Linked DNA regions of Homo sapiens: region 2 is linked to region 1. Evidence: read pairs that join two places in POLR2A ChIA-PET (ENCODE). Cell type or tissue: B cell. All regions are shown on one strand.

Evidence for each region. Peaks named below come from ENCODE experiments on the same cell type or tissue, not always from the same donor. Only the 100,000 strongest peaks of a DNase experiment are listed, where the experiment ranks them.
Region 2: POLR2A ChIA-PET joins it to region 1 with 5 read pairs; 6 of 35 experiments call an interaction of 5 or more read pairs at or near these places.

The regions. Positions count from the first base shown.
Region 1 is chr2:202,664,128-202,669,127 of GRCh38, reverse strand. All of the region lies in intron 1 of FAM117B (family with sequence similarity 117 member B), which reads right to left. Among named protein-coding and RNA genes, the nearest start is that of FAM117B, 32 kb to the right of the region's middle. RefSeq lists an enhancer at 2,620-2,699. In B cell, no CTCF peak of the experiment used is centred here; a DNase peak (open chromatin) is centred at 2,537; H3K4me3 peaks cover 2,066 bases; H3K27ac peaks cover 4,068 bases.
Region 2 is chr2:202,722,650-202,727,649 of GRCh38, reverse strand. It overlaps FAM117B (family with sequence similarity 117 member B), which reads right to left. Exons shown (of 8, transcript NM_173511.4): 3 at 2,641-2,733; 4 at 1,287-1,400. Among named protein-coding and RNA genes, the nearest start is that of FAM117B, 90 kb to the right of the region's middle. In B cell, no CTCF peak of the experiment used is centred here; no DNase peak of the experiment used is centred here.

The DNA.
Region 1 (5,000 bases):
GATCACTCTGTCTATTGATTTATCAATGTATTTAATCTCTGCTTCAACCAGAAACTGTCTGAACCCTTCTGCAAGAAGGGAGGAACTTTTGGCATATATTATTCCTTATTTTGGTGTTCTTTCAAATTATCCAACTTGGTAGGATACCTATTCGTAATAGGTTTAATGTTGACTAAATTATATTATATATAACACTGTGAGAAGACTTTAAAAACATGGTCCCCAAAACGAAGCAGACATGAGTTGAAATCCCACATTTAGAAATTCTCTGAAACATTAAATTACTTAGTTCTCTTGGACTGAGTATTCTCATTTATGAAATGGAAATAAACACAGCCCTTAGAGGCATATATTTAATGCATGAGACATGCATTCAAATATTACTTTCTTTCCTTTTTCTTTGCTGATACAGAAAATAAAACTTGACCCAAAATCTACCATCCTATACCACACTTTAGAAAATGTTCTTTTATTTTATTTATTTATTTATTTATTTATTTATTTATTAGGAACAAGATCTCACTCTGTAGCCCAGGCTAGAGTACAGTGACACAATCAGAGTTCACTATACCTTCTTTTTCTTTTTTTTTTTTTTTTTTTGAGAGAGAGTCTCGCTCTGTCACACAGTCTGGAGTGCAGTGGCGTGATCTCAGCTCACTGCAACCTCCACTTCTCAGGTTTACGCAATTCTCCTGCCTCAGCCTCCGAAGTAGCTGGGATTACAGGCACCCGCCACTATGCCCAGATCAGAGTTCACTGTACCTTCTAACTCCAGGGCTCAAGCCATCCTCCCACCTCAGCCTCCCAAGTAGCTAGGACTACAGGTGCATGCCACCGCATTTAATATATAAATATTTTTATATCTTTATATATGTATCTAAATATATAAATATTAATATATATTATATTGTATATTATATAAAAATATATAAATATATATTATATAATATAATATGTATGTATTATATAATTATATATTTATATATTTTTATAAAATATATATTTTATAAAAATATTTTTTATATAAATATATTTTTATAAAATATATGATATATATTTACAATATATATATATTTTAAAGATGGAGCCTTACTGTGTTGCCTAAGCAAACTCCTGGCCTCAAGCAATCTTCCCATCTGGGCCTCCCAAAGTGCTAGAATTACAGGCATGAGCCACCATGCCTGGGAACAGTGATTTTACTTCTAATACTACTCTACTACTATCCTCACTATTATCACCCTATAACCTCAATCCACTACTCTTTTCTGTGGTTCAGCCATGCTAGCTGTCCACTTCACTACTTATCAATTATCTCCTCATCTGTCAATATCCCAAAGGCCTCCAAAGACTGAAACCTAGCAGAAAAAAATATAGCCAGCATACTACTTCAACTTGAGTAGAAATAGGTAATTTAACTTAGGTTATCTAGTTTAGTTTAGATCCCTACACTATCTAGTGGGGCCAAATGGCTAAGGTTTATCTTGAGATTGGTCTAAAACATAACACCAGTACCATTCAGGAATACCTTGACACAGTTATTCCTCTCTACATAATTATCACCTTCATTGTAATAATTGGATTCAAGAACAGAGCAATATTATTTCTATGGAAAAAGAGACAGCACATGCGCGCGCACGCACACACAAACACAGACACACACACACAGACACACAGACACACATACACAAAGCTTTTTTTCTTTAAGCTGCCTCAAAAAGAAATACTTAGGCCGGGCGTGGTGGCTCATGCTAATAATCCCACCACTTTGGGAGGCCGAGGCGGGTGGATCACTTGAGGTCAGGTGTTCGAGACCAGCCTAGCCAACATGGTGAAACCCCGTCTCTATTAAAAATATGATAATTAGCCAGGTATGGTGGCACGTGCCTGTAGTCTCAGCTACTCGGAAGGGTGAGGCAGGAGAACTGCTTGAACCCAGGAGGCGGAGGTTGCAGTGAGCCAAGATCGCACCACTGCACTCCAGCCTGGGCGACAAAGCAAGACTCCATCTCAAAAAAAAGAAAAATTTACTAAAGTAACTCAAATAGAGGCCTGGAGCAAGTCCCAGTTTTTACGACATTTTTACTCTATTTTTAAACTCTTTAAAAATCATTTCACTTTATTTTAAATCACTGCTACAACACAGATTTTCGATCTGCATTTTTATTATAGAAATGAAACATACTGGCCGGGCGTGGTGGCTCACACCTGTACTCCCAGCACTTTGGGAGGCCGAGGCAGGTGGATCACGAGGTCAGGAGATCGAGACCATCCTGGCTAACACGGTGAAACCCTATCTCTACTAAAACTACAAAAAATTAGCTGTCCCAGCTACTCAGCGGGCTGAGGCAGGAGAATCACTTGAACCCGGGAGGCAGAGGTTGCAGTGAGCCAAGATCGCGCCACTGCACTCTGGCCTGGGCAGCAGAGCGAGACTCTGTCTCAAAAAAAAAAAAAAAAAAGAAATGAAACGAAACATGTTATTTCAAAATAGTCAAAAACCAGAAGTGAATACAGTAGAAAGTGAAAGTTGTCTGTAACATACCCCCACATCCCACCCACCAGTGAAAACCCAGCTAGCAGTGTCAAAATATAAACATACATAGTACATGCTCAGATACAATTTAAAAAAAAATGTGGCTGGCTGAACTTCTCTGACTCTTCAAGCCTTCTGTCTGCCATCCTCACCTAGAATTATGACTGTACATATGGTACATATGTGTGTGCGTTTGTGAACGTGTAACACCAATAAACATTTTACCAAAGTATTTTTCCAATGCAAACTTCAATGAGTCAACATTTTTTAAATTAGTTTTCTGAAAACCATAGGTAAACTGTTTCTATTTTTTTTCAATTTTCATGTTTATTTTGCTAACATAACTTCCGTTTCAATTGTTTTTAATGTAAAGTTTATAATAAAGACCCAATCTGCTTTTGACTATATCAGATTTTCTCAACAAAGTCTCTATCATCAAAAGGTTTGCTTTGTAACAATACCATTCCCAATTTAAGCAAACTATGCAGACACAAATTGCAGAATGAATGTTTTCTTCTGTCAAATTTTAGTCATAACAAATGTTGCCATAATACATATTTATAGCTATTTGTTTGTGTTTGTAATATTTATATCAATAAGTCACTACCAGTGAGTAGGATGAATGGTTTGTATTAGTTTCTTAGCTGACTACAGTAGGCAGAATTTTAAAATGGTCTCCCAAGATTTCCTGTCCTGCCAGTTTCCATGGCTCACGCCTGTAATCCCAGCACTTTGGGAGGCCAAGGCAGGCAGAACACCCGAGGTCAGGAGTTCGAGACCGGCCTGGTCAACATGGTGAAACCCTGTCTCTACTAAAAATACAAAAATTAGCCAGGCATGGTGGCATGCACCTGTAGTCCCAGCTACTCAGGAGGCTGAGGCAGGAGAATTGCTTGAATCTGGGAGGCAGAAGTTGCAGTGAGCCGAGATTGCACCACTGCACTCCAGCCTGGGTGATAGAGTGAGACTCTGTCTCAACAACAACAACAAAAAGAGGATTTCCTGTCCTAATCCCCAGGACTGAAAACACAACGAGATATCACATCCACGATTACATCATGTGCCAAGAGAGATTCTGTAGATGAAATTAAGGTTGCTAATCAGTTAGTAGTGAGTTATTAATGGGGAGATTATCCAGGAGGGCCCAATCTAATCACAAGTGCCCTTTAAAAATAGAAAGTTTTCTTTGGCTGGCTGCAGAAGAGCAAGTAAAAAAGATTCTATATGAGAGATATTCCACTGCTGGCTTTGAAAATTGAGAGGGTTGGCCAACTATAACCCCAGCACTTTGGGAGGCTGAGGTGGGAGGATCACTTGAGCCCAGGAGGCAGAGGTTGCAGTAAGCTTAGATCACACCACTGCACTCCAGCTGGGCAGCATACGAAACTCTGTCTCAAAAAAAAAAAAAGAAAAAAGAAAATTGAGAGGGTCATGTGGAAAAGATATGAGAGCCGCCTCAGAGCTGAGAGTGACCCCTAAAGCTAACAGTCCACGACAATGCAGTCATCTCAGTCCTATCACCTCAAGGAACTGGATTCTGTCAACTCCATGAATGAGTTTGGAAGCACCTTCTTCCCCACCAAAGTCTCCAGATAAAAGCCAAACCCAGCTTGATCTTGATATTGGCTTTTGAGACCCTGAGCAGAAAACACAGTGGAGCCTCCTCCCCGCCCCAACTTTCAACCTACAGAACTGTGAAATAATAAACGGATATTGTTTTAAGCTGCTATATTTGGGGCAATCTATCACATATCAATAGAAAACTAATACACTGACCCACAGAGAAACCCGTAATTCCTTCAGACTGACTTCTTATAAGCGAGGCCAAAACTACTACGGTAAGGCAAATGAGGCACGTGTTCTGAGGGCAAAATAACTTACTAGATAGATAAATTACTCAAGGTAAGTCATGCATGATAACGAACTATCAAAATTTTAAACAGGACTCAATCATGTACTTGCATGACTCTTAATCTTTGCCCTGTTGGACCCTATCTTTAAAATTTTCATAATTAGTTCTTTGAATTGTGTTAAATTAATTTTTATTTTGAAGCATTTTATTTAAATATTATTTATCTCAATTACCAAGCTTTCTGGCAGACACCAAAAACATGTATCCAGGGCCAATGCCTCAGTTGTCTCATTCTCGTCTTGTGCCAATTCTAAGACTAATCTAAGCCTTCTACCTAGCACTATTAGCCACACAAATCACTGAGCAGTTCTCAGACATTCCAGGCTATTCTACTATGTTGCCAAGCTAATTCTTTCAAATATTTTTATCATTTTTCCTACCATATACACAAATGGCAGTGAAAAGAACAGCTTAAAACCTCTGGAGTCAATATATTCTTTCAGTTAAATATAACTTCAGAAAAGATATCTAATTAAATGTACTCAAATCATCAGGAGCTAATGACACTCACCCTTAAAGAGGGATATCATGGGATAATTAGTTATTATTTGTGAA
Region 2 (5,000 bases), 59 kb before region 1:
TGATTTAGGAACATCCTCCTGTATATTTTAAATAATCTCCAGATTACTTATAATACCTAATACAATGTAAATACTATGTAAATAGTTGTCATACTGTATTTTTATTTGTACTTTTAATTATATTTTAAAATATATTTATATTTATACATATTCTATTCTATTTTTCCAAAAATATGTTTGATCCATGGTTGGTTGAATCCATAAATGCAAAACCTGAAGATATAGAGAGTCAAATGTATATTTTTGTGGCACAAAAAGGAGCAATAGACAATACATAAAAAATGAGAGTGACTGTTTTCTAATAAAACCTTATTTACAGAAACACATGGTGGGACATTCTTGGCTCCCGGGCCACAGTTTGCCAACTCCAGTATTATAAAACAACCTGAGAGTCACAGAACTAAGTCTTCTAGTTTCCCTCTACCTTCCAGGCCCTGCTGCCTTACTGTTAACATGGAAAATTCAATCCAGCCTTCCTCATTCCCAAAGCTTCAATTCTGGAACTTGAAAGATCCTGAAAAGACCTGAAATGAACTTGCTTTCTCCTTGCCAAGAGATCTCATCCAATTTCAATTCAGTAAAAAAAAGTGTTCTTTGGATGGATGAGCCATCAAGAGCAGTTCATGGGTTCTACTAAAAAATCAAAGCAGATAAAGGTTTGTCTCTATCAAAAGACTTCTATGAGACAGCTATTTTTTTTTTTACATTTTTTTAAATTATACTTTAAATTCTAGGGTACATGTGCACAACATGCAGGTTTGTTACATACATACCCATGTGCCGTTTTGGTTTGCTGTACCCATTAACTCATCATTTACATTAGGTATTTCTTCTAATGCTATCCCTCTCCCATCGCCCCAGCCCACAACAGGCCCTGGTGTGTGATGTTCCCCGCCCGAGACAGGTATTATTATTCCCATCTTCACATGAGGAAACTGAGACTTAGAAAAGATAAGTTATTCAGCCAGGGCCTGTTCCATACCCAATGCTTAATTCTCTGTGTCATTCTGCCTCCAAAATATTGAACTGATAAAGCCAAAAATATGGTAAACCAAAATAGATAAGTAGCTATGTCTCCTAGAAGTCGTATCTTAGGTCACTAAAGGAAAATATCATTTTGTCAACTTAATATTCTGTTTTCTTATAAAGACTGTGATTCAGTATTTAAATCACTGTTTCAAATATGTTTTTGAGCATTTTTGTCCTAAACAATTACCAATGAAATAACAAATCACCAGAAAAACAACAAATTCCTTTTCTGGATTTTGTGGTATTGGTACTCTTACCTGACACTGGTTAATAGCTGCATGGTTGCCATGAAATGGAGACTGTCTTTCTTTATCTCGATGATGCCGACTGCTGTGTTTACTTCTCTGCAACTGCTGGCGTAATTTTGCAATCTGAGAAAGCAAAAATAGCAAGTACACCAGAGTGTTTTCTACATGAAACAAAAACACATCCTTGCTTAATAAGAACCAGTAAAACTTACCCTTAATAAGTCCTTTGAATTTTTGAACCATATCACAAAGTCTCATTTTTTGTTCATAATTTTATACACATCTACACATGCATGTATGTGTATATGTTCCAACATTGTTCTCAGCCTTCGAGCTTCCCAAGTACTACACAAATAGTTTTCAGCACTTAGAATAAATTACATTACAGTTTTCACGAAGAATTAAAAAAATAACAATCATTCTCATTGCCTTTACCATAAGTTAATTTTTATTTCAATTTAGATTTATTGAACACCTAGCTTTCAACAGTTCCAAAAATTACACAGTATTTAAAAATCAACTCAAGTCATGAAATATATTCACAGATATCATCTTTAAATAACGAATGCAATTCCAATGAATATCTTATTTATTCTTTGACCGAGTTTTTGCATTTCTACATTATGTGTGAAATGAAAATGTCACTAATTAGCAGCACAGAAAATGGTAATCATAGCATGGAGCCATAACCATCATGGTTATAGTGAGTACTGCATTTCAGAAACACCACCATATATAGAAAAATAATAAATGTGGCCAGGTGCGGTGGCTCATGCCTGTAATCCCAGCACTTTGGGAGGCCAAGGCAGGCAGACTGCTTGAGGTCAGGAGTTAGAGACCAGCCTGGACAACATGATGAAACCCCATCTCTACTGAAAATACAAAAATTAGCTGGCCATGATGGCATACACCTGCAGTCCCAGGTACTTGGGAGGCTGAGGCACGAGAATTGCTTGAGCCTGGGAGGCAGAGCCTGCAGTGAGCCAAGATCGCACCACTGCACTCCAGCCTGGGCAACAGAGCGAGACTCCGTCTCACACACACACATGCACACCCCAAAAAAAAAAAAAAAAGAATAAATGTGAATTTGTTGTATTGTTACAATTTTTAAATCTGATGTTAATAGACAGGTATGAATTCTCCTAAAAAAAGACAAACATACATAATCAGGTAAGTGATATATAAATATCCCTATTGAAATCTTTATTAAATCAACACAATAATTGTTTTTGTTATTTCAGAAGCCAAAAAGAAAAAAGAAATCAATGGAAAACGACAAATCCTTGCTGCCCATAATATCAAGGAAATAGCCAACAAAAGGATCATATTTCCACACCCACTATCTTAGAACCATTTTTCTGACCTCCTTAAGTTGATCTGTACTGCCCCAAGATGCTGAGCGCTTGTGAGACCCTTTCTTCTTTTCAGAGTATTCTTCAGCCCATGCACTCTCTGTCTGTAATGAAAAAAGAGGGGAGGTGTATTTAACAAAAATCATTTCACAACAATGTCTACCATATTTTTCTATTATAAAACATATTTCCATTACAAAAAAATTAGACATTAAAAATAATTAACACAAATTACTCAAAATTCTCCTGGCACCAGTTACTTAACTGGTATTAATTACAATTAATATTTTGGCATACTTCATTTTTATTGCTAATAAAAAATTAGTATTTTTACATAATTATAATTATACTACAAATAAAGCATTTATGGAACAAAGTTAACTATATATAATAACTAGAGTTACCATAGTTAACTAACATATAATAGCTAATAATGTCAGTTATTATTAGCACGCACCAGGCACACTAATAATAGCTAACATTCTTGTGCTCTTATGTGCTAGGCACTGTGCTTTCATATGCTTTATCTGACTTAACACATGTAAGTTGCCTAAGGTGTTACAAGCGGCAAAGCCAAGAAATAAACCTGAGACTCCAGAGCTTGTAATATTAACTTCTATATTATGTCTAGTCTTGCCATAAGTATCTTCAGAGAACAGCTTCAAAAATGTTAAACCTGGCTGGGCGCGGTGGCTCACGCCTGTAATCCCAGCACTTTGGGAGGCCAAGGCGGACAGGCCACGAGGTCAGGAGTTCGAGAACAGCCTGACCAGCATGGTGAAACCTTGTCTCTACTAAAAATACAAAAATTAGCGTGTGCTTGTAATCCCAGCTACTCAGGAGGCTGAGGCAGGAGAATCGCTTGAACCCGGGAGGTGGAGATTGCAGTGAGCCGAGATCGTGCCACCGTACTCCAGCCTGGATGACAGAGGGAGGCTCCGTCTCAAAAAAAAAAAAAAAAAAAAAAAAGTTAAACCTTAAGTAGTTATACCAAACCCAGAATTTAAAAAGTGTATTGGGAAAGAAAATACAAATGAGTTCCTAGCACATGAAACTATGCTCAACCTCACTGATAAGAAGGGAAATGAAAGTTAAAGCTTCAACAAGATTGAGCAATTTGCTAATATAAACTCTCCTATATTGTTAGTGGGAGCATACAGCCTTTATGGGGGGATATTCAGCACCTGCTGTCAAAGTTATAAATGCGCAAACTGACACAGCAACCCCTTATTTAACAATTTATCCTGCACAGATACCAAATGCACATCTTTATGTACAAAATGACTTGCCTATTATTCCCTGTAGCACTGTTCTTACAAGTAAGACTGAAACAATGTAAGTAAGTTAGATTTATTTAGGTTTGGCTAAATAAATTATGGTATACCTTTATAACAGAGTACTGTGCAGCTATAAAAATGAATAAGGAAATTCACAATATACAGACATGAAATAATCTCCATGATATACTGTTAAGTGAAAAACCTCAAGGCTCAGTACCGTGTGTATAGCAACTGCCTTTATATGGGACTGCTAAAAAGAATGCATGTGTGTGTAAATTATATCTGGAAGAAAATAGATGGTAACAAAGAAAATTGGTACCAGTGGCTGTCTCTGGGGAAAAAGACCCTTAGTGTATACCCTTCTGTACCTTCTGAATTTTGTACATGAAATAATAAAAAATACCAAAAAATACTGTGCAGTTTGAATATCTTTTGCACTATTAACGTACCAATTACTAATTATAAAATGGTCTAGTTTCAAATGGGGAAGGAAAAGTTTTCAAAAATGAAGACACTGTGATTCTAATTAGTCATGTCCCAGGTCTGGATCTTCTCCTTATAGCCAAAAGGACTCCATTCTGACAAGGATCCTTAAATACACTGAATCAAAAGGAAGGGCTACAATTTGGTCAACTTCCCACCACTCTATGCCCTATTTCACCCTAAACTCCAGTTTCACTTTGAGGTTACCAACTGATGTCACACATCCCAGAGGTGACCCCTACTGTACTTATAATTTCTCATATTAGGATCCACAGGCTCTTTAAGTCCATTGTTAAAATACCTGTCACAAAGATCAACATGTAAATAGGACCATATAGCATAAAGTATCAAAATCAAAAACCAAAATCAAAATAATAAACTTAATACTATAAAATTTAAAACCTTAACAAATGAATTTTTTTTTTTTAATTTTTAAGTTCAAGGGTACATGTACTGGTTACATAGGTAAACAGGTAAACTCGTGTCATGGGGGTTTGTTGTACAGATTATTTCGTCACCCAGGTACTAAGCCTAGTACTCATTAGCTATTTTCCCTGATCCTCTCCCTCCTCCCACCCTCCACCCTCTAGAAGGCCCCAGAATCTGCT